Regions from separate parts of the Homo sapiens genome. Here all the other regions are linked to region 3. Evidence: chromatin loops called from intact Hi-C (ENCODE). Cell type or tissue: endothelial cell of umbilical vein. All regions are shown on one strand. Each heading gives the region's core, and the rest is flanking DNA. Links, peaks and the distances in the headings are about the cores only.

Region 1 (8,000 bases), core at 1-8,000, 1.8 Mb before region 3:
TGCAAATTGCACTGGGCTCTAGGAATAACTGTAAATTGGCCTCACTCTGGCTAAAGTCACATATGAGACCTGAAGAGCAGAAGGATAATGGATCCTTTGCCATTGTCCTAAGGGCCCCTGCCAACACTCTCAGTTTTTCTGGATTCTCTAACTGTTCTGATTGTGATGATCTCACTCCACACCCAGTATCTCACCATCTGTCAGTGACACAGATGCTATGCAGGACTTGAGTGTGGGTTAACTTGAACAAGAGGACTGGGGATGGGGAACCTAGTTAGGAAAAGTGGATAACTTTCCCAGAGCCATGAAAGTGTCTTGGAAAGTATAAATATAAACATGATTTATGATAAGTAAACATGTTTCTCCATTCACCCATTCACTGGTTTTATTATTAAACCGACCATTCTCAGGAACTCCTGGATGGGGAGATGAGCTGATGTATCTGCCAGGGTCCAGTTAGGAAAACAGAAATCTTTCTACATATTGGAAGCAGGAAATTTAATATGGACAATTGGTTACACCAGGAGAGCTGTGAGGATACCCAGGGATTAGCAAGAGCTGGGAGCCACTAAGCTACAGGGACAAATTGGAGGTGGTGTATTAGGGTCTAGGAGCTAGAATCACTCAGAGGAAGCGTGAGAATCAGTAAGGGAAAGTAATGGCCACCTCTACCTTCTGAGGCTTCTAGAGAAGAGAAGAAGTACCCTGGCTTCTTCCTTCCTCCCATCTTTCAGTAGTCTCCTGTGAGTGCCTTCCATTGGCCAAGCCCAGACAGAAGCCAACTGATGCAGAAGCCTGAGACCTGCAGCCTGTAGGGGTCAGAGGTCCTGCCATATGGGGGAGAACAGGGCAGGGCTGAAGAATGCATCTGTGGGCAACCTCTCTCATGGCAGGCATAAGGGATACACATAATACAAGAGAAAACAGTAAATACCATAATTGACTTTTCTTAAGCCACTAGAGCAAAATAGAAGGAGCAATGATGTCCTTTTTTTGTGGAAGGAAAGGGTTCAGAAAGCTTTTTGGAGGAGATAGCATGAGCTGGGTCTTGATGAGGCATGAGAGTTTGACATGAAAGCAGGGAGAGGCTGTTTCAGAAGAGGCAACAGTGTGATCGGGGCACAGCTTCTGGAATGGGTCTGGCATTCTCAGGGAGCAGAGAGAACTCTGGCTCTGGCAGAAGTGCAGGGTGTGTCAGGAAAGCCATCCCAGGAGGGAAAGACTACACATCCCAGAATGTGTAGCCACAATGCGCGCTTTGAATTGTGTGCTGAGGACTTCAGATTTAGCCTGTAGGCTGGGAGAATTCTGCTGCAGGGTGGCTGAAAGAGGGTGGTCCAGATCATCTTGGATGTAGGGGAAGAGTGTGACACCCTGCCGCCTTCCTGTGTCTCCTTCTCCTCCCTGCTCTTCCTCCTCCTCTTCTATTAAGCAAATGGAAAACTCATGCACCCTCCTGAGTGTTTGCTCTTCAACATTTATTCTAATGCCGGGATCCAAAATATTTTTGTAACTCTCCATGGACAGTTGCCTTCAGATCCTAAGATATGTTATTTAAGAAGACAAATCTTTGCTTTGGATTTGCAAACATAGATTCAGTTGTGGTTTTCTTTTCTTCTTTTTCATTTTTTTGAAACATTACAGGGGCTTGGGAATTAAATCAGATGCATAATTCAGTTGATCAAGCCATTATGCTTTTTGTTAAAATTGAGGCATAATTAATACGAATTGAGCTGTGGCTCAAATATTCATTGGAATATGAAGTTCACCTCTCCAGGTGACTGCTCAGAAGAGCAGTACTCATTCGAATATCTAAGTAGTCTGTTTAAAAAATCAGTCTCATGATTTTATGATTAAGTATCATATGATTTACCTTAGGCATGAAGAGCAGAGGAGAAGAAAAATCCCTCCCATTTGTACAGAACCTTATGCTTTCTAAAACACTTGCACAAAATCAAAGGACAATACAAAGAAATAAAGAGGGAGGAAAAGCAGAAGAGCAAGGAATTAAATTATTCTTACAAAACTTTAAAAAAAAAAACACTGCACTGTCAAGAGAGACAGGAAGTCAAAATCTGAGCATATTTCAAGAAGTCGATATCTGAGGATATTTTAGGAAACTCATTGTCAGAGGTTAGGAAGTTGAAACCCATAATGTCCAGTTAACTTACAGATTTCTGAAAGGTTAAATGACCATTCTGAGTGATCACAAAATAATATTAACCATCTACCCCTACAACTTCTTTCTTACGTCAAGGGAAAAAAAACATACCAATTGTGGCACCCATTTTTGGTAGACTCGCTAGAATACACTTATCCCTGCTCCCCTTTCCCTCGGCTTTAAAACATTATTAAAAAAAAAAATGTGTGCTTTCATACTTCCCCCACTCCCACTTAAATCCCTCTGTGAGTTAAGGAAAAGCTGGTTCCTCCCCCTCCGTCCCTCCCCCCCTGCCTCCACCAATCAGATTCCCACCAGCCCCAAATGTGGGAACTGATTGGCAGTTCATCAGCACATATTCTCCATCTCAACAAAGGGATGGGTTCACTTGTAAGCATATGATCTAAGCCAGTCCAATCAGGGGATTTTTTTTCTCGAAATATTGGGATGGGGTTTCCTCTTGCCCTTAAAGCTCACTAGGAACATGTAGTAGCAGGAGCTGCTGACAGCCATCTTTGACCATCAGGGGAGTCAGGTTAAGAATGAAGCTTTACCAAGCAGAATAAAGAGTGGTCCTTGAGTTGCTGAATGGATTAAACCAGGTCTAAGGCTTCATCTAGGCTTGAAGTTTCCAGCTCTGGAAGCCAATAAAATCCCCTTTCAGTTCGCCCATTGGAGTTGGATCTTCTTTTTCTTACAAATAAAAACCTGGGTAATAGCCACAAAAATGCTCTTCCAGCATGAAAATATTGCTTGTGTGAAGCACAATGGCTTTTTTTTTTTTTTTTTTTGAGACGGAGTCTTGCTCTGTCGTCCAGGCTGGAGTGCAGTGGCGCCATCTCGGCTCACTGCAAGCTCCGCCTCCCAGGTTCATGCCATTCTCCTGCCTCAGCCTCCCGAGTAGCTGGGACTACAGGCGCCCGCCACCACGCCCGGCTAATTTTTTCTATTTTTAGTACAGACGGGGTTTCACCATGTTAGCTAGGATGGTCTCGATCTCCTGACCTCGTGATCCGCCCGCCTCGGCCTCCCAAAGTGCTGAGATTACAGGCGTGAGCCACCGCGCCCGGCCTCACGATAGCTTTTAAATCAGCATTTATTCAGCCCTGATAGATGCCAAATGTTTTCACATACATTGTTTTGTTGATTCTTTATATATTTACCCTATCTTTAGATGAGGAAATGGTGGCCCAGGGGGATTCAGTGACTTCCTTTAATAGTCAGGGTAGTTGAACCTGGCTGCTCTAACAAACAGTCATCATATCTCAGCACTTTACCATATATATGAGTATTTCCTGCTCACATCACAATCTAATGAGAATTAGGTGGCTTTCCTGGGTGGGTGTCCTTTAGATGATGATTCATGGATTTGGTTCACCTCCCTTGTGTGATCCTGACGTTTTGGAATATTTTGTTTCCGTTGGTGTGGATTTAGAGACAGAGTGTGTGAAAAATCTTCAGGGAAGCTTCAGAGGTAAGGCCTGGAAGTGTGGCATCACTTTTGCCCACGTCCTACTGTCCAGAATCTAGTAGCGTGGCCAACTGCAAGGGAGGCTGGGGAACAGTCTTCTTCGTGCCCAGAGGAAGAGGGCGAGCATCTCCCTGTCACCCCTGTGGAGGGCCATCCCAGGATCCCTCCTGGTGCAGCTTGTAAGTGGGGCCGGGATTCTAAGCTAACCGTCTCGTTCTACCGACTCCTTCCGCGTCTGTTTCTCTTGCTTCTCTTCCTTTTTCTCCTCCGCCTCCACCCCCCATACACAGTCGTATTTAGCTAATCCCCTCCATACGTAGTTACACTGCTTATGCAAAGGTCAGCTGATATTTCTTCCCTCAGTATCTTCTTAAGGGAAGAAGAAACCCCCAGCCCCCCTGACATTTGATAGAACCACAGAGGCTGTTGTTACTTGAGAAAAATGTTCACCACATAATAATGTATATGAGGAATTGATCATTTACTTACCCTCAAAGCAGATGGACTTTATAAGCAGAAGTGCTCTGTAATGCAGGCATGACTGGGAAGAACAAATCACATTTCTCTGTGTACTTAGGGGAGAAAGAATTAATTCAAATGCAGGGTCTGCCGCTTCAGGTCCATTTACGGAAGCCGCAATCCTGCACTATGACCACCAGGGGGAGCGCTAGGCCCATCCCTGCACAGGTAGCTATTTTTAGAGGTTGCTTCTAGCCTGGAGGAAGAAACGAAAGAAATAAAAGACTATGATACTTTTTTTTTTTAACCGGACCAACTTATAAATTATTTGTAAGTCCAATAAAAGGCAATTATCAACATTTCCTACTATTTCAGGAGTAATATATTCTATGTTAGAAAAAGATGCACTTTATTCCATGGCTATGATTCAGACAATGGGAAATTGGAGACAACCACAGCAAAAAAAAAAAAAAAAAAAAAAAAAAAAGATTGTTACCCTGTGTAAATCTTTGTCTTTAAAACCCAAATCAGAGGATGTGAATTCTGGCCCTAGTGGGCATGAGATATTTGCCCTGAAGGCTGTGGAATTTGATGGGCTGGGGAAGGCGACTGGAAGGTATGTGTGTGATGCGTGTGCAGTAACACTGTGTATAACTCTCATTCTTTCCACAGCACAAGGGAAGTGAGTCAGAGTACTCTTGTCCAAACAACTGAATAGTGAGCAATAGCAAATTGTTTTAGGAAATATAGTTTTATTATTTCTAACTCTGTAGGCATACAATATAATAATGAAGCTCAGAAGATATTCTCATATATGTATGTATATATATATACATACACACAGACATATATATATACACACAGAGAGAGAGAGAGAGAGAGAGAATGTGTGTGTGTGTGTGTGTGTGTGTGTGTGTGTGTGTGTGTGTGTGTGTGTTTCGCTATGTTGCCCAGGCTGGCCTCAAACTCCTGGGCTCAAGAAAATGTGTCCTCCTGCCTCAACCTCCCAAAGTGCTGGGATTACAGGTATGAATCACTACTTCCAGCCAGAAGAGATCCTCTTCTAATAAACAAAATTGTTGTTTTCAAAGAGCCCTCCTATTCTTTCCAATCAATTGTATGAGCATCACTCTCTTGCCAAGCAGCAGTGTCGTGTGATGGGACAAGCATGGTTCCTTGACTCCAGAAAAACAGAGCCTGAACCTTGCCTCTGTGAGTCAGTAAAACTGAGACTTTGGGCAAATAACTGAACCTCCTCCATCTTCGGTTTCTATAATACAATACCTATCTCCCAGAATGAACACAAACCTGGAATGAGACAGTATACATGAGTACCTAGCTCAATAAATGTTAGCTTTCTACTTTGATAAGGTCTCTTGTTTCCCTACAGATGGCAACAAATACATTTGAACAGAGTTGCTGGATTCTACATTGTCACATATTCTGAGTCTGTGGGCCTGGATGAATGAGGTTTTGCTTTGAAGCCATTGTAGGGATGAGGAGTGGGTGAAGGTGGACCCGCTCGGGTGTGGAGGCAGGCTTACCGAATCCCTTAGCTCTAAAGAAAAAGCATGTTTCCAGGGCTATGTGTTCTCCAGAGAACTGAGGCCCTTCACTGAGCTGAGAAGGCCTTTTTCTCAAGCACAGGGAACAAAGCAGCAGGCAGTGGGAATGTGAACCTGTAAACCAAGGCTCCCATCAGCTGCTGTGACTACTTGGAGACCTTTTCCTGACTGTGTGACAAGCAGAACAATAAGAGCTGATAAAGCTCAGAGCCTCTGCTGGGGCAAACGACTGAATGTTTGTGTGCCCCCCAGATTCATAAGTTGAATCCTAACCCCCGATGTGATGATATTTGGAGGCGGGGCCTTTGGATGGTGCTAAGGTTATGAGAGTGGAGCCCTTACAAATGGGATTAGTGCTATTATAAAAGGGGCCATGGCACTATTCACAATAGCAAAGACTTGGAACCAATCCAAATGTCCATCAATGATAGACTGGATTAAGAAAATGTGGCACATTTACACCATGGAATACTATGCAGCCATAAAAAAGGATGAGTTCATGTCCTTTGTAGGGACATGGATGAAGCTAGAAACCATCATTCTCAGCAAACTATCGCAGGGACAAAAAACCAAACACCACATGTTCTCACTCATAGGTGGGAATTGAACAATGAGAACACTTGGACACAGGAAGGGGAACACCACACACTGGGGCCTGTCGTAGGGTGGGGGGAGGGGGAAGGGATAGCATTAGGAGATATACCTAATGTAAATGACAAGTTGATGGGTGCAGCACACCAACTGGCACATGGATACATATGTAACAAACCTGCACATTTTGCACATGTACTCTAGAACTTAAAGTATAATATATAAAAAAAAGGGGGCCATGGAGAGCTACCTCACTGCTTCCACCATGTGAGGTTACAGTGAGAAGCTGGTGTCTGTGAACAAGGATGTGGGTTTTCACTAGACACTGAATCTGCTGGGGCCTTGATCTTGGACTTCCCAGCCTCTAGCAATGTGAGAAATAAAATGCTTGTTGTTTAAGCCACCAAGTCTATGAGTATTCTGGGTTATCATAGCCCGAATGGACTAAGATAGCTAGTGTCTAGGGAACTTGGAGGTGCAACGTGTAGAGCTTGGAAGAAGGTGAGTTGCAGGCATTCTGAAGATTACCAGGACTCTGGGGGTCAGCTCAGTGCTCCAGAAACAAGAAAAAGCTGACGCCCCTAGAGAAAAAGCCCATTTGCCACAAGGTTTGCCATCAGGCGGCACTGTGAGCCCAGCACCTGCTCCCCATTCACAGAACTGGTCTTGAACCACTCATTTCTACCCACCCATTCCTCCAGGCCTGATCCCTGTTTGTGAGCATTAGCCTAAGACCTCATGCTCATCTCTGCTGTTTATCCTTAGTACCCCTCCACACCTGTCCTCCACCTTTCTCAGCCGTTGTCTGTGCCCTGGGAGACTGCACCACCTGGACTTCTTTGCTGCCTGTTCAGGTTAGGAAGCTCCAGCAGGAGGTCCCAAAGTGAGATAAGAAGGAAGGTGAGGTATTTCTTCCCTGCCCCTCTTCCTACTTGGGCGTGAAACTCTGCCACTCCTGGTACCCTTCCAGCAACTGGAGCTCCCACCAACCCTCCTCATGGCCCCCATCCCCGTGGGGATCTAGTGATCATCTTTCCCCTGCCACCTTGCTCCTTCTACCATCTGTGTGGTAATGGCTTCCTGCTCTTGCTCCGTGCTGGGTGCTCCACTCTTCCTTGTCAATTCCCTCAACCCTATTCACAACTCCCTGAGATGTCTTGTCATTAAAATCTCTGCTTTTCAACCACCTGGGGTGAATTCTGTTTTCCACAAGGGCCCTGATTTATATATATCGCCTCTTCATAAATATTTATTTACATATATCTTGTTTTAGAAAGGAGCTAAGAACAATATATAAACTGTAAAATCACAAAAGTTAAAGTAAAATTTAAAACCGTGGGGACAAAGGCATAAATTGGAACCAAAGACAAAACTAAGAAAACTGCACAGCACCATAACTCCCCCATTTGCTTATTGGCGGCCACAAATGTAGCCCCTTGTTTTTTAGATGCCCACAGATAATGTACAGCCTCTGTTGAGTGCAGAGTCTACAAAATACCAATAAACCAAGTACCTCACACAAATACAACTCTACGGGACTATAGTATTAGCAGCATTCTCTTCGTCGTAATGAAAAGACTTTTATACGGAACAGCACCAGAAAGGGGAGGACTAGGTGAACGTGTTGCCATAAAGATGCCCTTGGCCATGAAGGAAAAGGGCATGTCCCAGGCATCTGAGAACAGGTGCCACAGTGTGGCCAGACCTTCCAGTCAAGGCACCTGGTCCAGGGCACCTGCAGAAATCTCAGCGT
Region 2 (10,716 bases), core at 1,071-9,070, 260 kb before region 3:
TACAGGGCAGAGGAGGAGGGAGAACAAATAGGCAAAAGCAACCGCAGAGAGGAAAATATGTGACTTATCCAAGGCCATGGAGCTAAGAAGGGGTAAAGCCAGGACTTGAATTCGGGCCTCCTTCCTTTAACATTCCTCCAGTACACATTCCAACCCCTTGGCTTTTCAACAGAGGATACTCTCAACTCTTTCTTCCACTTACTGTACCATTTTCCAGAGCTTTTCCAAGCTTTCCAAGCCTCAATCTCCACCCTAACTCAAATCTTTCTTATTTGACCTAGTTCCTATGTCTTCATATGACATCAAGACCACGTGACCCAAATTCCCTTGACATCCACCCTCTTACTGCTTCCTGCACCCACTCTTAGTGTCGTCTTGCAATGTGTGTAAGAATGTCCCCCCATCCCACATCAATCAAGATTCAATCAGGAAAGCTGAAACTCTGTGAATATCCTAAAATATGAATTTGTTGTAGAATTAACACATTTTATAACTGTAGTAGAAACTGGGTAAGTAAGCACCCCAACAGGGAGATGGGAAATCAAATAAGTCACTAAGCAGCCATCTTGAAATACCAGAATGAGTGGGCACATAGGCATTCATGAAGGAATATGCGTAGCCAGGCTCATGTATCTGCTGGAGTGGATCTGCAAAAGAAAGCTGATGGAAAAGTCTTTGGAAGGCTGTTGCTGCTGCATCAGATTATGGTTCTGGGGTTAACATCACTTAGCAGGGCAGGCAGGAAGGAAGAAGAGCTAAGCGCAGAGTTGAGGGGAAGAAAGATAAGCTCAAATTTTCTGGCATCTCACTTTTACTACAAAAACCAAAACAAGCTGAAGTCAGCCAGCACCTCTGCATGTACCTCTCACCACGTTTAACCACAGTGACCTTCAAGATGTAACGGCTCTGCCATTCTTTCAAATCATATGCAAATTTCTCTTTTGGTCTATCCTAACTCTCAACTATAAAGAGAAACATTGTTCCGTCTCAGCGGGTTGACGTAGTATAAAGCCACCACACTCCCCTGCCCCAAGCTGATTCTACACTCTAGACACCATTCCTTCTTGCCACCTCAGGGGACTCACCCTTACTATTATCCACTCTCTTTTCTGTCCTTTCAACCATTTGCTGTCCACTGGTTCTGTTCTATCTGTCCAGGAACACGTTTCAGTCTCTCCCATACTAAAAAAGGAAGACTGCCCTCCACGACTGCTACCCTCTAAAGAAAGCTACCATCTCCTTTCTCCTCTCACCATCTCAAACGAAATGTGGGGGAAACATGAGCTATATGCTTGGTGATTCCCAAACCTCAGCACTTGCTTGCTTCTTAACCCTGTCGTTGGACTTCCTGTTCACCTCTCCACTGAAAGCACTGGCTCTTGGCTAAGGTACTGGTCTCTTCTTCAGGGCTCACCTTCTGTATAGCATTTGAGTTTGTTAGTGTTTCCTTCCATCTCAGATCTTACTCCTTCTTTGGCTTCTATGACTCTGTTCTCTCCTGGCTTTCCTCCTCCTCTCAGGCTACACAATCTCATTAACTTCCATCATGCCCTCTTCCTTTGCCTATCCCTCAAATGTTGGGATCGGTCAGAGTTGGGATTGGTCAGAGTTCCAGCTGTGGCTATCTCATCATCTCACTATAAACACTCTCACTCTGAGTTCAGTCAGCCTCCAGACTCCAAATCATAGCTACATACCATGCTATTTACTTCCAAATCTTTTTTTTTTTTTTTTTTTTTTTATAGATACAGGTTTTCACCATGTTGTCCAGGCTGGCCTCAAACTCTGGGGCTTAAGTGATCCACTCACCTTGGCCTCCCAACCAAATTTCTAGTTCTAGTCTAGACTGGTTTCCTGAGCTCCAGTTATTTCCAGCTACCAGCTGCAGATAATACAAGTTAATGCCCAAAGAGTACTATTATTGATTGAGCAGAGATGGAATGAATACAAATCAAATAATAACAGTTAGTTGATGATATTCAAGCTCTTATTTAAGTTCTAGGCATTACGCTAAGAGTTTTATATGCACTATTCCTTTTAATCTTCACAAACTCTAAGAAGTAGACACATTTATAACACCGTTTTACATATTAAAAAACTGAGGCTCAGAGAGATAATTAACGAACCTCAGGTCTGGCCATGATGAAATAAATGGTGCTGGACTTGCAAGTGCCACAGACTAGGAGAAAATATTATATTCATCATGAAGAACTTACTTTGAAAACACAAGAAGATACATATCACACTTATATGTGAAATCTAAAGAAGTAAAACTCATAGAAGTAAAGAATAGATGGTAAACACCACAGGCTGGAGCAGGGGGGTAAATGGGGAAAGGGGAGATGTTAATAAAAGGGCACAAGATTCCAGTTTTACAGAAGAAATAAGCTTTAGTGATCTATCACACAGAATAGTGACTATAATAAATAATCCATTGTATATTTCAAATTGCTAAAAGAGTAGATTTTAAATATTTTTACCACACATAAAAAGTATGTGAGCTGAGAGATTTGTCAATTAGCTTGATTTAATCATTCCATTATGTAAACGTATTTCAAAACATCATGTCATGCCCCATAAATATATGTAATTATTATTTGTCAATTAAATATAAAATTTAAAAAATATGAAAATAATACTTGTAACTCAGTAATAAGAAAGCAACCAACCTGATAAAAATGGACAAAAAATTTGAATATACTTTACCAAAGAAAAGATGATCAATATCATTAGTCATAGAAGAATGTAAATTAAAACCTCAATGAGATATGATTGCACCATAGCATGGTTAAAAATAAAAAGACTGATAATTCCAAGTGTTGGCAGAGATGTGGAACCTGGAATTTCCATGCATTGCCAGTGCTAATGGAGAATGCTACAGAACTTTGGAAGCTATTTGTCAGTTTCTCTTAAAATTAAAGATACACTTACCATATAACATAGAAATCCTAGTCCTGAGTATTTACTCAGAGAAAAATGAAAGCGTATAAAAATAAAACAAAACCTGTACATGAGTGCTCATGGCAGCCTTATTCTCAACAGCCAAAAAGTGGAAACAATCCAAATGTCCATTACCTCGTGAATGGTTAAATAAATTGCAGTACATCCATACAGTGGGAAAGATGGTCTTTTAATTAAATGGTGCTGGAACAACTGGATAACTATTGTAATGCAATAAAAAGGAAGGAATTGCTGATACTTGTAACAACATTGATGAGTCACAGAAACATTATGTTAAGTGAAAGCAACCAGATACAAAATGATTCTAATTATATGAACTTCTGGAAAAGGCAAAGCTATCACAGCTAAAATTGGATCAATGATTGCCCGGGGCTGGCAATGGTAGGAAATTGACTTCAAGAGAGTATGGATGTTATTATACTTTGGGGGCCAATGAAAGTGTTCTGTTTCTTGATTGTGCTGGGGGTCATACTACTGTACGTATTTGTCAAAACTCATTGAGTTGTATATAAAATTGGTGAATTTTATTGTACATAAATTATATGTTATAAAGCCGATTTTAAAAAAAGCAATGTGGGATGTCCAAAGATAAGATATATACAAGGTATAGAGGAAGCAAAAAAAAAAATGGCAAATCTTAGTCAGAATGGAGGAGTCATGGAAAGCCTCCGACAGTCTAGCTGAATCAGGATAAGTGGACACAAGCCTGTCAAAAAGCAGCTTCTTGTGGCTGGTTCATCTAAAGTGAGAGGCCCTGTTTGCCTCTGTTAGCAATGCATCTTATGGTTGGATTGCATTAAGAAGAATGGGGAAGGTTTTGTGAGCGCCACTACTAAGACTAAAATGGAGAATGGGGTTCAGTGGGGCTTGCCCTTACCAATGCATAAGGGTGTGTAGAACTAAAGACCAAGGATAATGTTTGAGGAACTTTGAGAAATTGTAGAACTCTAAGTTTCTTCTGTCCCTCTCTCTGCCACAGAGACAAGTTATAGTACTTTGTGCAAGTCACTCCCTTTCTCTGGGCACGGATTGCCCATCTGTAAAATGGGAGAAGAATGAGCAGACTTGATGATCTCTAAGTTTTCTTCCTTCTTTAACTTTCTATGATACCATATGTGGACGCTTCTGCTGGTTTGGCTATATCCAAGAGGCCAGTGTTCTGAATTCCTGCCTGTGTGACTCACTTCCTTTTCCTTTCATCCTCATAACCTCAGAGGGCCACATGCAGGGAGGAAAAAGGCAGAAAAGGGAAGACAAAGCTGGCAAGCAAGAGCAAAGATCTAGAGTCTAGCCTGGAGCTCTTTTTTTTGGGAAGTTAGAGGCAGAAAGAAGACAGCCAGGCAGTACAGGTCTAGAAGCAGGTAGTCTGTTCATTTGACAAACACATATGAAGTACCTACTGTGTTGCCACACACACTTATTAAGCATCTCCTTGGAGCTTGGTGCTGGGATTCAGCATTGAAAAAAGACAGATATGATCCATGCTGTGGGGGTCTAAGTCGGGGAGGTGCTGATCAAATTTGTTATTCAAAAAGAAAACCAGCTGCCTTGCCTAGAATTGATTACGGTTGTTATTCTCCCTAGTTTACACACAAGAAAATTGGGGTTTAGAAAGATTAAGAGTAGTGCTCCAGCTAGAGAAACCCTGATTGTTAGCCAGCCCCACAACCTATGCTGGCTACAATCTATGTCCTGTCTGTTACAGTGTCTCTTTCTATTCATGATATTTGTGAAGTATTACCAGGCGAGAAGAGGGCAGGGGAGGGAGGGGAGGGGGGGATGGAAATGAGGCACCCCCAGGTCAGGATGTGCTGGGCTCACACTTCAAGTCCGCTGCACTGTGATACACTCTGTTTGAGGCTGGTCAAGAGGCCAGCCATTCCCAGGGGCTCCAGTCAGAGGGAACTGCCGGCTGCACTGCCCAACAAAGATGTCTAGTTGCATCTTGTTCCTATCGATTACCCACCAAAGTGTTTCTCATTGTTAGGCATTCCCCAGAGGCAAGCAGGAGAAAAGGAGTCCTTTCTCTTTTTTTTCGTTTAATGACATCCAATCCTGCCCAGTGATCTCTGCCCTCTTCCCAGAGGCAGGAGACAGGAGGGAGGAGGGAAAGGAGAGAAAGAAAACACAGAGGTGTGGCGGTGGGGGCGGGCAGTGCATAGACACAAAGACAAGAGATGGAGAGAGACAAAGGGAGAGACACAGAGATATGCAAGGAGGGAGACACAGACAGAAACCAGCATGCAGAGACAAAGAGAGAAGCAGAGAGAGACTCATGGCGACAGAGAGAAAGAGGGAAGCAAAGAGAGACAAAAAGGGTCAGAGACAGGGAAAGAGGGAGCAACAGAATGACAGTAGGACAGAAATAGGCAGAAACAAAGCAGCAAAGCACAGGGACATAAAGAAACAGAGAGGGAGTCCGGGCGCGGTGGCTCACGCCTGTAATCCCAGCACTTTGGGAGGCCAAGGCGGGCGGATCATGAGGTCAAGAGATCAAGACCATCCTGGCTAACACGGTGAAACCCCGTCTCCACTAAACAAAATACAAAAAACTAGCCGGGCGTAGTGGTGGGCTCCTGTAGTCCCAGCTACTCGGGAGGCTGAGGCAGGAGAATGGCGTGAACCCGGGAGGCGGAGCTTGCAGTGAGCCGAGATCGCACTACTGCACTCTAGCCTGGGCGACGGAGCGAGACTCCGTCTCAAAAAAAAAAAAAGAAAGAAAAGAAAAAGAAACAGAGAGGGCAAGAGAGAAGTAGGTAAAGGGAGAGAGGGAGGGAGAGAGCGGGGTGGGAGGAAAGCGGTAACACTCCCACAACTCCTTTGTCCCTCAAGGTCTAAGAGCTGAGAAGATTCACAGAAGAACCTGTGATCAGCCCATACTCGGCCCAGGCACAACATTCCTGACCTCAAAGCATATGGGGATTGGTTGTTCTGACATTTCATGCAGAAACGTTAATTTCCCCACAAGTGGGAGTGAGAGCTCCGGAGAGGCATGCAGCCTGCACTTCAGTCCAGGCCCTGGGACCAGAACAGGCTTTGGACGCAGGAGACAGAAACGTCTGTGAAGGTCACATACTCCAGGGCTCAGACCTTACCTCTCTCGTCAACCCTCAGATCTCCCTGAGAGGGTTCTATCTCTCCCTCCACTTCATGACTCCTGAAACCAGGTTGAAGGCCACGCCTCCACATCTGGCATACTCTTGGGCTCCACATACCTATCCAATGCAGAGATCCTCTCACAGGAGCCACTGGTGTCTTCAACATAGACACAGCTTGACTCATAGCATTCCTGCCTCCTTCCCCAGCCTGCTCCTTCTGCTGGGTGTCTGAATTTCCAGCCAGTCATCCCAGCCAGAAAGCTGGTCACCTACCCCTTTATTGCTCCCCACCACCCCGCATCAAAGTATTCACCACGTCCTGTGGATTTGATCTCCTTAACATGTCTTAGTTTCTCTGGGCCTCATCTTTGAATCTGTAACCTGGGGATAATAGTACCTACCTCACTGCATTGTTAAGGTAATTAAATGAGTTACTATTTGCAAAGCACTTGGAATGGTGAGTTCCAAGCCTATAGCAGACCCTCAACCAGTAGTCAGTAGTCATAGAAGCCATTCCCTGTCTTCATCCCACACCCTTGGATTTCCTTCAGGTCACTACCATCTCTCGCCCATAACACTTTCTAACAGAGCCCTGGCACTGCGCACATGGATTCCGATCTATCTTCACAGCTGCCAGAATGATCTCTCAACAGGCCAACTCTGTTCCCTGCTTCCCCACATAAAAGCATGCAGTGAGTCTGAAGAGACTCAAGCTACTCTGCTGACATAAAGAGTCCTCCATGATCCAGACTTGTCTACATCTATACTCTTCATTCCTGCCACTCCTCATTGCTCCTCAAAACACATCTGTGCACATCAAGCTGTTTTCAACCTCCCTGCTATTATTACCCAAGCCCTGCTTCATCCCACCAACCTACCTTGCTACATTTCTAAAGAATCCACATGTGCCATGACTTCTAATCTCCCAAGACAGGCACTGTCCTCTCCACGTTAGAGACGGAAGGGAGGCTCCATGCCCGTCCAAGCCACACAGTTGTAAGAGGCCAAGCCTAGACTTAATCCCAGGACCCTCTGTTTTCACATCTGTACCCACTGTGGCGCATCCATAGCAGATCGTAGAGTATAATAACCTACACTTAGAGAGCAGTTACCACATTTTAGGCACATGCTAAGCAGCATAGCATTACCTTGTTTAATCCTTCCAACCACTCTCTGTGGTAACTGCAATTTTGCAGGAGTAATTACTCTGCCCAGGTTGCAGATGAGGAAACAACAGCACAGAGAAGTTGAGTAATTTGCCCAAGTTCCCAACCTAGTAAGTGGGGAGCTGGGACAGGAAGCAGAGGAAGGCTGGCTCCTCAGTGCAGTTCTTTACTGGCTATACAGGGGTGAATGGAAAATAGGTTCCCAGTTCTGTTTCTGCCACTGCTGTATCACTTTGCTGAGTTACTTAATGTCTCAGAGCCTCAAGTTACTCATCTGTGAAATGGGGATAAGGTCACACTGCCCTAACTCCAGGACCAGATGGAGAACCAAATTTTAAAAATAAAAAAGGCAGTGAACTGCTTAGTAAAATAAGGAGAAAGGAAGACCACCACGGATTGGGCTACAAGTAGGTGCCAGAAATTGGAATTGTGTTTTCATGTTATCTCACTTCAGCCTCATTACAACCATGCAATGTCAGCATGTCACAGTCCCATTTTACAGATAAGTCAAGTCAGCATGGGAGACAGGCATGCATATGAATAATTCAGAGTACTTAATTTACATCTGTATAGTGCTTTGAAGTGTACAAAATAATGCATTGTTTCTTTTTGATCCTCTGTGACCTTTCCCTGACAATCTTGTGAAGCAGGCAGAACACAGATTAGGCTTGTTTTGCAGATGAGCACTTTCCTAACTCAGGTCCACTGAGATGTGATGACTTGCTCAAGGTTACGACCAGTGACAGAAGCAGGGCTGGGATCCAAGCCTCCCACCTCTTAGGCCAAATTGGCTATCAGAGTCAGATTAGGCTGAAGTCTATGTGCTTGCAGTGCCAAAGATAGGGAAAGTGCGATTTTTAGATAGGGAAACCAAGACGTGTTTACAATTCAAATAATTTGCCCAGGTTCACACAGCTGGTAAATGGTGAATCTGAGAACCAAACTCCTGAAGTCAGACTCCAAAGTCCGAGCTCTAACCACTCATCTACCATCCAGGTCCACTCCGAAGTGAGGTGGTCAAGAACAATTGTCTCTCCTTGCATACATTCCATAACTTGCATTAATAATAACAACTGCCAAATACTGAGCAACAACGAATGCATGCCCAACACTTTAATCCTACAACAACCCCTTTATTATCCCTATTTTACAGAAGGGGAAATGGAGGCTCAAAGTGGTGAAGCAATATGCCAAGGTAATCTGTGGAGCTGGCACTTAAACTCAGGTCTAGAAAATGCCAAACCAAGATTTGTCTTTGAGTGAGACACTGATATAGAATTAGGTCCGGGGTTATGCAAATGAACCAGACATTGTTTTATTTAGTAGTCTTTGGTTGTAACGAAAACCAGCTCAAGCTAGCAAAAGCAAAAATAAATAATAAATAAATAAATAAATTGAATTTCTCATAAGAATACAGTATATTTTGTGAATCTTAAAGGTGAGAGTGCAGCCAGCCCTTTAAAAGGCTAAACAAAGGAAATAGAGATCTGTCAGCATCCCAGGCAGGGCTTTCTCTGGTCCCTAGTCTCTGCCTTTCTCTGCATCTCGTTTCTCTCAACAGAAACCAGCTTTCCATACTTCCCAGTCAGTCTATATGGCAAGCAGAAGATGGCCATAGTAATACTCCTGAGTTTACATCTCCTCTGTGAAGAGGAGACAAAGCCAGAATCTCTGGGGCCACCTCTCAGTTCCAGAAGATCATCTGAATGGCCCCGCTCAGACCAGACACCCATCCCTGGTCCAAGCAACAGTGGCCATTAGGATGGTGATGCATGATTCAAGGGTGGCTGTGGAGGGCAGCAGCCATCTAAGGGAGAGGAATAATCAGGTCTTGGGCAGGACAGACACCCCGAGGGTATTTACTATTGATGTGATCCTGGCCCCTAAAGAATGGAAGTTTAGAGAAACAGACAGGCAGATACAATAGAATCATAATCCAGTCTTGCTAGGGTGCTAGAAGAAATGTATTTACGGCGCTGAGACAGCTCAGAGGGGAAACTGTCAATTTTGCCAGGAAAATCAAGGAGGAGAACTCTTAACCGTTACACAAAAAAATGATCAGAACCTCAGAAGCAATAAAGTTTTAAATGATAGTGTGGGCATAACAAAGGCTATAAAGCAAATTTTATTATAATTATAACTGTAGATTATGAAATATATAAGTATAATTCTCTGAAATTCACAATTGATAATTATTATTTAGGTGTTTTGGGAATAATTACGCATTTTGATATTAAAAATTAATATAGAAAATTTAAAATGAAGATGGACAAGGTGGGTCTTTTAATATTTAACCATGACAAAATAAAGGAACAAGGACTGGGGGAGGCAGTGTGGTCTAATGGAAAGAGCATTGTCATCAGAAAGTGCTGCATTTGAAACCCAGCTCTAAAATTCACTAGTGGTGTGATGCTGGGGAAGTTATATGCCCTGTCTGATCCTAATTCCACATCACAAACTGGGGCCAATAATTCCAGACTCTCAGAGTCCTTGAGAATAGTGACTGGCATAACTTACATGAATCAATTCATGCCACTTCTCTGCCCAGAAGCCTCCAAGGAAAAGTCAAAGTCCTTCCCGTGTCCTGGAAGACCCAAGTGTGATCTTCCCATTGCCTCCACCCTGTGCCATTACATAACTGACCTCGTCTTCTGCTCCCACTCTGTTCAGTCCCTTCCAGTCATACTGGCTTCTTTGCTGTCTCTCAGATGTTGAGGGCAGGCTCCCATAAGGGGGATAGGAGTGGAAGATACCTGCTCTTCCTTCTGCCTAGAATCTCTTCCCCTTGACATCTTTAAGACCCACCCATCACCTTCCTCAATTCTTTGCTCACAAAACTGTAATCCTCTCCCCAGCACATCATATCTCCATCTCCTGCTTTTTCTCTATTTGCATATCATCTTTATGTGACTATATACTTATTTATTTCATTTATTATCTGTTTTTCTCCAGCAGAATGTAATCTTTGAGAAGGCGTGGACTTTTATTTCTGTGGAGTCCACTACTGTATCTCAGCAACTAAAACAACGCCTGGTACATAGAAGAAAACTTGATGAAGGTTGATTGAATGAATGAATAACTAGAACAAAAAACTCAGCATATAATGGGTATCACCTTCTTCCTTTCACAGCTTCTGAAACAATTACTTTTCCTAAGGTCTAAGTTAGATGTTAGTTGTAACTGATGTCTTTTTAAAATACATAACATATTCTATATTCAGGCTATCCCCATGTCAGAATTTTTTTCTGTCTTTATTTCCATCCTTGCCTTTTTACATGTTGTGTGGACATATAAGGTGCTCCATATTTGCTGAATTCCCTTATTTATCCAAGTCCTAGGAAAAGAAATAAAATAAATGCTCTGCTCACAGCTGCCAACACTTGTAATGAGCAATTCTTGATGGAGTCTTGAGTATACTAAGAAATCCATGCACTGAGAAAGAGTGGAGATGAGTATACTCTGGCATCAGGCATGAGAGGGGCCCTGCATTC
Region 3 (10,716 bases), core at 1,647-9,646:
ACGAATCCCTTCCCCCAAGAGCAGAGCAACTTCCACTCTGGCTGATCACCCCCTGGCCTGTTTCTGGAATCTGACTCCACATCTCTGCTAATGGCACCTCATCTCCCATCTCTCTGAGTCTTGTCAATTCCTGCCTGGCTGTCGCTCCTGCTTGCAGGCAGGATCCAGGGTCTTTCCAGTCCACCTCCAAAATCTCTATCTGTCTCCCTCTCATTGCTTTTTCTTTTCTGATTATAAAAATAATGTGGCCAGGCACAGTGGCTGATGCCTATAATCTCAACACTTTGGGATGCTGAGGCAAGATGATCACTTTAGGAATTCAAGACCAGTCTGGGCCACATAGTGACATCCTGTCCTACAAAAAAATTAAAAATTAGCCAGGAATGGTGGTGCACGCCTTTAGTCGCTGCTACTTGGGAGGTTGAGGTGGGAGGACCGCTTGAGCCCAGGAGTTCAAGACTGTGGTGAACTATGGTGACACCACTGCACTGCAGCCTGGGCAACAGAGTGAGACCCTGTCTCTTAAAAAATAATAATAATATATGCTAATCAAAGGGAATGTAGAAACTATAGAAAAGCATGCTGGATTTGGGTTAATGGATTGGTCACACACAATGAAATCCCATGCCCTCCTGAAACATCACTCAAGCACAGCAAGGTAGTAGGGGGGCTTTGTTTTGAGAGACGTGACAATAATGAATCAATGCATGGGGTCTGACTTAGCAGGTCTGGAGAGTGGGAGAAGCAGACCCTCAAGAAGTGACCTGATTTACCTTGTGGAACCCCCAAAGCTCAAGAATTTGTAGCACCAGGGACATCTGGAATTGGGGATGCCAGTGGGGCTAGAATGATGATAGCTGGTAGAAGGTGGGTTGTGGGTTTAAGGCTAGGCACGGTGGCTCACGCCTGTAATCCCAGCACTTTGGGAGGCTGCCGGGGGAGGATCACTTGAGGTCAGGAGTTGGAGACCAGCCTGGCCAACATGTTGAAACCCCATCTCTACTAAAAATAGAAAAATTAGCCAGGCGTGGTGGTGAATGCCTGTAATCCCAGCTACTCAGGAGGCTGAGGCAGGAGAATCGCTTGAACCTGGGAGATGGAGGTTGCAGTGAGCCGAAATCACACCACTGCACTCCAGCCTGGGTGGCACAGTGAGACTGTCTCAAACACACACACACACACACACACACACACACACACACACACACACACACACACACAGAGAGAGAGAGAGAGAGAGAGAGAGAGAGAGAGAGAGAAAGTGGGTTTAAGATGTAGTTATCCCTTAGTGGCTTCCTGCTTCCTTAGCAGGCTACTGACCATCTCACCCCCAAGAGGGTAGTCGCTGCCTGGTCAGTCTCTGGAGAAAGTGAAGCAGAACCTTTCTGGAGTGGGGAAAAATTGGAGGATTAGGTGAAAGTTTACATGCTCAATTTTGAGGTGTCTATATCTTTTCTCCTACTTGGCTCCCCAGGGATCTGGAAGCCAAGCTTAAAACTTGGGTGAGAGATTGGGCAGACATTGGAAATAAACAGGGCCAACCATAAGGGCCACTGTACTTCCCAGTGCCTCCTCCCTTCAGCCAAATCGGCTCTGCTTGGTTCCTTCCTTCCTTCCCTCTCTCCCTCCGTCTCTCTCTCTTTCTAGATGTAACTCATAGATCATCAAGTTCACCACTTTTAAGTGTGGTTTTTAGTATCCGGAGTGGTTTTTAGTATATTCACAAGGTTGTACAACCGTCACCATCACCACTAATTCCAGAACATGTCATCACCCCAAAAAGACATCCTGTATCCATTAGCAGTCACTCCCCAATCCCTTCTTCCCACCTGAGACTCTGGCAACTTCTAATCTACTTTTTCTATCTATGATTTGCTTATTCTGGACATTTTCTAGAAATGGAATAATACAAAATGTGGTCATTTATGTCTGACTTCTTCACTAAGCATAATGTTTTCAAGGCTCATTAATGTTGTAATATATGTCAGTGCTTTATTTCTCTTTGTGGCTGAATAATAATTCCATTGTATGGGTAGACCATGTTTAATTTATCCATTTATCAGTTGATATCCAGTTGGGTTTTTTCTATTTTTTGGTTATTACTTGTTTTATATGCTTGGTTTTAATGCAAGATTTGTTTTCAACAGCGATTTCTAACTAAATAAAAGTCTGAATACTACTGGCTTAGAGAAACCTTTTCATTTTAGGATTTGAAGATGTTGGCTGTTGATTGCCTGAATCTCTTTCCATGAGGAACATGAAAGCACCCCTCTCTAAAATAGCATTGGACACCCTGGGGGACCTGACCCCATGTCCACATCCCCTTCTGTGGTCCCCGACTCCTAGCCACACACGATGCACACCAGCCTCACGGAAATCTACAATTCTTGGCACTGTGCCACCGCTTCCGGGGCACCTTCTGCCTAGAGTGCCTTTTCTCTCTTCTCTTCCTGTCCAGATCTATTTCACCAAGAAAGCTTTTGACCAGAAATCCAGGGCTCCTATTGTACAGCCCTGTCTCTCTACAAAACCAGAAGGAACTTCATGCCACATAGAGCCCTGCAGGTCCCACAGCCTGTCCCAGGTCCCTGGATCAGGAGGGAGGGCTCTTGAACGCGTAAACCCCAGGGACATGGCAAAATCCTTTCCTTCTCCTTTTGCAGCAACAAAAGGCCCCCAAGCCCTCCAAATGTCTGCTTTTTAGCATTGCTATTTTGGTTCTATTGTTGTTCTCCCTCCTAAGGAGGAGACGGTAACTAACTGCATTCTGGGTCTGCCCAGAGTATGATATATCTTCCTCCGCTGGGCCCTGGGCAGAGAAGCTGGGCTGCATTGATTTCCTGGGTGAAACGGAAGTGCAATTCACAGGCATCTTTCAAAGTGGAGAAAGGTCCTGGGTGTGGGCTGGAGCTGGACCTGTCTCTCCTGGCTCCCCTCAGGCAGGGCTGTGGATGATGCACCTAGTCCTGTTTGCCTGACAGAAAAATCACTTGCCCAGAAAATGCAGAACCCATCCCACTGCTGGACCTCAAATCCAGCATGACTAAGGCACCTTAGTCATCTTTAAATGGATTCTACCCTTTTGCCTGTTTTTTCTGTTTTTTGGTTTTTTTTTTCATTTTGTTTTCCATGTATGAACCCCACAGAAGAGAACACAAGGTGATGGATGAAAATGTTTGAGCAGTTGCTACCCAACTCGTAGTGATAAAAATACTCAGGATATAAAGTGGTAACACCGCTGACGCCTCATAATTACCCAAGTTATGTTGCACTTTTGATTAGAAAATGCAATTATGTTTATAGTGTTATAATCTCACCTGCCTTTGTGTTTTTGAGAAAATTGCAAGAGAATACCTCTCCTGGAGTAGGCTGCCCTTGCTAATCAGTTGATTCATGTCTCTTGAAGTGCTCATTGCACTTAAGATAATGAAGAGATGTGGCTTCTCCGGGGCTCTCAGCTCCCACCTAGACTCTGGGGCTTGTTTTTCAGAACAAACAGCTTTGTCTCAGTTGTTTTCTACTCCTCACAGGAAATCCAGCAACTGATTGTCATAGAACTGATTTTTCCCCAAGAATCTGCCTTCCATTCTTTCTTTTTGCTTTCTTTCACTTATTCAATTATTTATCCATTCATCAAGCTGCCATCAATTAAGTGCCTTCCTAATCTATGCTAGGTATTATACTAGGCATTGGGGATATGAAGTGTGAGAAGGCAGGGTCCAAGCCCTTCAGAAGCTCCGTCTCATAGAAGTAGTAGGAAAGAAAAGAGACAAGCAGAAGGCAGTGTGACTGGGGCCGAGATAAGAACAGGGTGTGAGAGGGGCCCAATCAACCCCATCTGGAGTGAATGAAGACTCAAGGCAGGCAGGCTTCCAGGTGGAAGTGATGTTTGAGCTGAATTTGAAGAAGGTTGGGACCAGGAAGGGTGTTGTTCAAGCATGGGGAAAGGGGTGAGCCTGCAGGGGTGAAGCTGCCCATTTTGGATTTGTCTAATCCAAGATGGGCAGTTGAAATGGGTTGAGTGGCTAGGGCAAAAAGCAGAGGCAGGAGTGTGTGTGTGTGTGTGTGTGTGTGTGTATTTGTATTTGAAGGCAGGAGTGGCAGGAGGTTAGGCTAGAGAGGGGTGCATCGTAAGTAAGGGTCTTCTGCGCTTCCGCGTCAGGAGTGGTGCAGAAAACTCGCCAAGCCATTAAAAAGCTTTTAGCAGCGGGGCACGGTGGCTCACACCTGTAATCCCAGCACTTTGGGAGTCCAAGGCGGGTGGATCACGAGGTCAGGGGTTCAAGACCAGCCTGGCCAACATGGTAAAACCCCATCTCTACTCAAAATACAAAAATTAACTGGGCATGGTGGCACACGGCTGTAATCCCCGCTACTCAGGAGGCTGAAGCAGGAGAATGGCTTGAACCTGGGAGGCGGAGGTTGTGGTGAGCCAAGATCACACTAATGCACTCCAGCCTGGGTAATAGAGCAAGACTCCATCTCAAAAAAAAAAAAAAAAAAAAAAAAGCTTTAAGCACAGAAATGATGTGCTCAGATTTATGCTTCGTGAAGAAAAAAAAAAATCCCTCGGCTTCAGTGTAGAGGATGGAGGGGGACCTGTTGGAAGCAGGAAGATTAATTACCTGTGACAATGCAAGAGGCTCTTATGAAATAGAGAATAGAGAACCATGTCAGAGCAAAATTTCTATCCATAAGGTCCATTCCTTCTGTTGTCTGGGTAACAAAGACAATCCCTTGGTATATCATCTACCATGTTTGGGTAAAGCATGACACAGGACCTACGAGCACAGGATTTCTTTTGTTGCTCAGAGAAGGCAAGAATTGCCATGAGGCGTGACCCAAGATCACAGGATAAGGAATGCACACACTTTGACTTCCCAATCTGGCTTTGACTGGGTCTGTGACTTGGACTTGGGTATCAGTTCTCCCATCTCAAAGTGAGGAGACTAAACTAAATTGTTCCTTAAGTTTCTTCCAGCTCTGAAATCAATAACGTAATAGCTTAATGAGCTGGCTTTAGAATTATATATGAATCTGAATTCTCTCTGCCACTTCTGGCTGCATGACGTTGGGCAAGTGACTTAAACACTCTATGGCTAAGTTTAAAATGGGGGTAGTAAGATTCTTCTTGCAAGGTTGTTGTGGAAACTAAATGTGACACTGTTATGTAAAGCATTTTTAGCACTGTATCTATGTATAATAGATGGCTGTTACTATTATAAACAAAAGTGAAGATAGTTAACCTGGATACTATGAAACAAGGAAACTCATCCCTAGATCATACTATGTCAAGAAACTAGAAAAGTGAATGTGTTAGTGCTTACAAATTCAGCTACACGTGCAGTCTTTTCTGCCTCTTAGGCTAGCCAACAGTACTGGGCTGAGATGGTAGTGCTGACACACTGTGACAGAGCACCCTCTAGTGGCCGTAAGCATTAACATTTTCATTACAATTATTGAAGAACATGGCTTTGTGGACATGCATGCAAACATCGAGGATTTGGGTTTGTTACTCTTAGATAATGCCAATAAAGCGAATAAAGTCTCACTAATTATAGCACTTCTAATAGTAATTCCTTAGTCAACTGTTCCACAAAAATCATGTTCTGGGCATTGATAAGATCTTGCAGTTCTAAAAGAGACAATTACATTTTAAATTAAAACGTATTAACATTTGAATCTCACATAAAATACTAAGTAGTTCTTTATGAGATTGAAAAATAATGTGACATCACTCAAAAGGATGGTGCAGTAGCACTTGGGTTAGGTGGCAGAGCTGGGGTCTTTCTAGGGGCGATCTTGCTACAAACTTGGCTGTGACTTTGGGCAACTTGCTTCATTTTGGGGAACCTGTTTCCTATTAAAATATAGAACTGTAAGCCTGAACAATCCTTTTTCCAGCTTTAAAATTCTCTGAATTAAGGGAGATAGGTTATCCATTTTAATATAGAGCTCTGGTTTCAAAGAAATTTGATGTCAACTTTTCTTCATGAACATGGGGTCTCAAGTACAGTAGTTTAAAGGCCATGCAAAGACAAATTTATACTATTTTAGAAAATCAATCCAAGCCATCTGTAGCAGAGATAGCTAGTCATTAACAACGATTCATATTTCCTTTCCATAATGTAGAATTTTGCAGAAGTACCAGTCCAATCAGGACTCCATTTAGCGGCTCCCTTTGCATTCAGGTGGGAACGTATGTTTAGTTCTTCCCAAAGGAATAGCAAAAACCATATGTATTTCCAAGTAGTTAAGTACCAGGTGCGTAACCCTCCACTCTTCCTCGTTCCCCTTGTCCTCCAAGGGATAACACTAATGTGAAAGGAATCTATTGAAGATGAGCTGCCCAGGAGGGCCACCCAATCAGAAATACCTGCATTGGATTTACTATTTCTTGTACTTTGCCACCTAAATGATTATCATTTAGGTGCCTGAGTTCAAACTGGTTCTGTAACAAGACAGAATATGCCTGTACTACTCTAAGGAAAATTAGCTTATAGGAATAAAAATTTTTCTGCAGATACTAACAAAATTTAAAGGCTGCATAGTTGATCTAGCAACTAAGGTTCTATGACTCTTCTGAGAAGTATTAACTGTGTAAAAGAAAAAATATATTTTTAATAGAAAAATGGAAACAACCTGAAGTTCAACTGAAAACAGATCAAATCAATTAAGACAAATATATACTGCAGAATACTATGTACTTACTGTAAAGGATGAATAGACTTTAGGCACCAACATGGAAAGATGTCCTCAATGAGAATTATAGAAGTTAAAGATATACAGTATGATTCTGTTGGGTTTTTAAAAAAAATTTGTAGGTTTTGCATAAAGACTGGAAAGTTGATGATCAATAAATGAGGGAATACTGCTTTTAAGGTAGATTTTCACTTCCTTTACACCTTCTACAGCCTTTAGTTGACAGAATGTGTATTGCTTTCATAATGAACATCTTCATATACTCTACCCTTTAACCAAAACTCTCGCCATTCTCACTCCTTACCTCCACACCTATGCTAAACACCTCTCTGGAGCATCCTCCCACAAATGCTATTTAACCAAATCTGATTAGGCGGCTTCTCTTCCCCAGAAATTGATCTCACTGCTCATATTCCAGAGAATTTTCTCTCATTTGTTTAACCATCCATTACCCTGGAAGTCTTTTTGCATCTCAGTGTCTTAGCTATTCATGTTGGGCTTTATCTGTTTTCCCACTTACAAGGCTTCTTGTGGGAAGAAATTAAGATTTCCTCATCTTTGCTTCCCCTACAGTGTTCTATATAACAGATGCTCAACAAATCTTTGATAAATTAAAATGTGGCATTTTTTTGCAATTCAATGTGTATATTGCTAATAATTTAGAAATAATCCAAATGATCACTTTATTTTCAAAATTTTATTTTTATGGAATTTTCAGCATGTTTAAACTTAATTTTTAGAACAAAATCCAAAAGCTTAAAATCAGATATCTTATAATGTGTCACAATTAAGTATGGAGAGTTCTGTCATTTTTGAGGAAAATCTTTCATAATTCTTAAAATGCAGGTATTTACAACATTTTTAAATACAGACATATACAACATGGCATATTTAAATGTACAAAATAGTTGAAATTACATTTTATCACAGAACATTCCAAAATTCAAACTAATTTTTAAAAGTCCACAAACACTGATAGCATTTGGAAAAAAATAGCAACAAGTTTATCAATAACCATGCCATATGTTTAGTAACTAACTTACTTATACACAACACATAATTTACATGTCAAATCCACAAATCTAAAAGATATATGACTAATCTATTTAACTCACGCTAGAATCTAAATACTATTTTATAATTCATAGGTTTAAATACATGTTTCACAGTAATCTATGAAACAGGAATATAAACTATGAAAACATATTTAACTGACTTCTTAAGAGACGAGGAAATGTCAAAAATAGCAAATCAGGCATTTTTTTCCCCTGAAATTAAAGTTCTTATGAATACCTTCATAAACACCAAAGGAAGAAAATAAAAACAACTCAGATACTACAACTTAATTTTTACCTTCTCAAACTTCTGTTTAGAGCTCTTGGCATAATCACAGCTCCCCTGGGATATTTTTATTTTTTCCTGATTTAGTGGAGGCAACTATTTATTCCCTCCCTTGTTCCAGGAAAAATGTAAGGTGGCTTAGAAGATAGACTCAGAATATACTAGAAAGTATAATTATAGGTTAAATAAAAAAGAAAATAGAGAAAGCAGAATTTGGGGGAATAGCACATGAAGCCATTTAAGAAAAGGTCAGGAAATATATCCTAAAGTATATTACATTATTCTCCCACAGTGATTTTCTGGAAATATTGCAAAATACATTAATTTGTAAGAAAACTAATATTAAAGTACTGGTAAACTAGAGATGCTGATCAAATTTGTTAAATTATTTATTTACCCTGATGAAGCAGATGATTATAAAAATGTGTGTGCTTTTCTTTGTGCTTGGATAAAAGAAGTTTTCCTAAATACCATATATTGGTAGAGTATAGGTGAAAAAAAAAATAAAATTTGGGCACCCTTACTGAATTTCTACTGAGAATTCCATCAACTGCTGTCTGCTGACTTGCGACTGGATGGCTTCAACTCAGGTGCTCATGTGTTACATGGCTGTTTTGTGAGCACAAAACAGAGCAACATCAATTCCAGGGCATCCTGACTATTGGTTCCTCCAGCTCACCTCATCAGGACCCAGGAAGAGAAATGGGAGGAAGGTAATGCAGAGGAGACCTGCTCAGGTTGGCATGTTGAAGCCACAGTCTCCTCTGTTGGGTTGAGAGCTGCAGAGGTTCTGACTGTGCTTACAGTCTGCATGTCACAGACCTCAACCCCACTCCTAGGGGCAGGGAAGGAATGGTATGGACAGAAGACTGGGAGCAGCATTAAATAGCTTCATGGAAACATGCATGGTCTGTCCATCTCTATTTTACAGGCCTAGCTTTCAACAAATAATAGAAAGAAGGGTCTTGTATTTATATGCTGAGAAGTAAGAATGCAGGGAGTGATGATGAAGGAAAGGGTTTGTGGGAAATGGAGAGGAAAGAAAGGTAGTAGGATGTTTCCCTTTCAAGTGTGGCACGAGTTTCAAAACTACAGATTAGGGACTGACCAAAACAAAAATATCTGAAGACTAAAACAAACCACTGCCTCCTATCTTTTTTGAGGATGAATGGTCCCAAGTAATCCTTGTGAGTTTTCGTTAGGTTGGGAAGGAAGTAAGTTCAAGTCTATAGATCTATAACCGTGGAAACTGCAGTGCTCCTGGATGGAGTGGCAAAGGCTTCTCCAAGGACTGTGGTGGTGGGAGAAGGGGACAGAATAATGACTGCTATTTTTCCAATGATGCCCTTCAGAATACAGGCAATGCCAACTTATCCATTAGGCACAGTACCTAAGGCCCACAGTTTTTTAGAAGCCCACAAAAATGTTTTAATTTTTTTTAGCCTCATAAGAAAAAACTGAACTTCTAAACAAAATGTTTTAATCTAAAATATTAATACATTCATTTCATACAGATACAATTGTAAAATATCACTTTTAATTTTGTATGGAAGAAGGGGTCTAAGATGGCAAAACTATCTAGGGCCCACAAGAATCATAATGCAGCTCTGAATACAGGGTCAAACAAACTGTAACTGAAGCAATGTAACTTGAACTGGAAACTGAAGATAATTTAAAAGGATTAGAGAAGAATGGTCAAGGCTAAAATAATGGAGATGGAGAGTCTGAGCTTACTGATCCTGTTCCACTGGTTTTTCTTTTCTTGAATGTTACTTTGGAATTAGATTAAGTCTAATACTGGGGAAGCGCTAGTGTCGATTTCCATTAGCCAAGCCAGAAAAAAAAAAAAATTAGGTCATTATTTTATAGTCATTGTGCAATAACAAAGACAGAATCAGGATGAAGACACCTGCATGTCTTTAAGTCCTTTAGTCCTTTCTCCACTTCTGTAAACATTATTAAAGGCAGGTGTTCCTTTGAGACTCTGCCTCCTGAACTTCCTGTATCATAGGCCCCCTCAGTTCTAGACTTCCTCTGTGCTTCTACAAGGCCCTGGCTCCATTATCCTCGGTAGTAGCCCAAGGCTGGTAGTGCCAGCAATGTGGGTACCTGTGGTTGCAAAATTGTTTTAAGAATATGACAAAAGAAAAAGGAAGCAGGGAAAATGATGGAGGAAGAGAGAAAGAAGTAACCAAGTTTAACATACTAAAATTATACTGTCAAAAAAATGGGGAAGGATTTATATACTAATTGTGTTTTTTTAAATAGTAGCACTGAGATATTTGTACTTCACACTTCTCTGTATTTTAAAATATACTTTACAAGACAAATGTACTCTATAGTCAGAAAATACTAAGTATTATTTTGAAAACTGTGCTCTCAAGGCCCCAAACTCTTGACAAGTATCATCCTTGAGATCCTCGCAATATGGCTTAGATTAGCAAATATGGTTAAACATTGGCACACAGGGCAAGGAGACTCAGATTTGAGAGCAGAACTTTTAACAATTTCCATTACTTTCCATCACCCAAATTCATCAGTATTATAGGGAAATGTCAATCAAGAAAGCTAGTATAAAACACTTTTTAGTATTTGTTCCCCAATATATCATGAGGAAACAGGTCAAAAGGAAGATGAGTACAAAGGAATCAATCACTGCCTTTCACAGAATCA

What was found. Hi-C counts contacts between places; a loop is a spot of excess contacts. Peaks named below come from ENCODE experiments on the same cell type or tissue, not always from the same donor. Only the 100,000 strongest peaks of a DNase experiment are listed, where the experiment ranks them.
Region 1: it touches region 3 in a loop (14-fold over the local background); 9 of 110 quality-filtered maps call a loop at or near these places.
Region 2: a loop joins it to region 3, with 5 times the contacts of the local background. A loop is called at or near these places in 2 of 110 quality-filtered maps.

The regions. Positions count from the first base shown.
Region 1 is chr1:56,827,778-56,835,777 of GRCh38, forward strand. No RefSeq gene overlaps it. Among named protein-coding and RNA genes, the nearest start is that of FYB2, 12 kb to the left of the region's middle. In endothelial cell of umbilical vein, for the core only: a CTCF peak has its summit at 4,271 (motif pointing right); DNase peaks (open chromatin) are centred at 4,304 and 4,754; H3K27ac peaks cover 1,016 bases.
Region 2 is chr1:58,391,403-58,402,118 of GRCh38, forward strand. It overlaps a transcript of DAB1 not described here. Among named protein-coding and RNA genes, the nearest start is that of OMA1, 150 kb to the right of the region's middle. RefSeq lists an enhancer at 584-1,084. In endothelial cell of umbilical vein, for the core only: no CTCF peak of the experiment used is centred there; a DNase peak (open chromatin) is centred at 4,159; H3K27ac peaks cover 1,462 bases.
Region 3 is chr1:58,647,359-58,658,074 of GRCh38, forward strand. MYSM1 (Myb like, SWIRM and MPN domains 1) reads right to left here. Exons shown (of 20, transcript NM_001085487.3): 20 at 7,385-10,716. Among named protein-coding and RNA genes, the nearest start is that of MYSM1, 47 kb to the right of the region's middle. RefSeq lists an enhancer at 5,279-5,573. In endothelial cell of umbilical vein, for the core only: a CTCF peak has its summit at 5,430 (motif pointing left); a DNase peak (open chromatin) is centred at 5,383.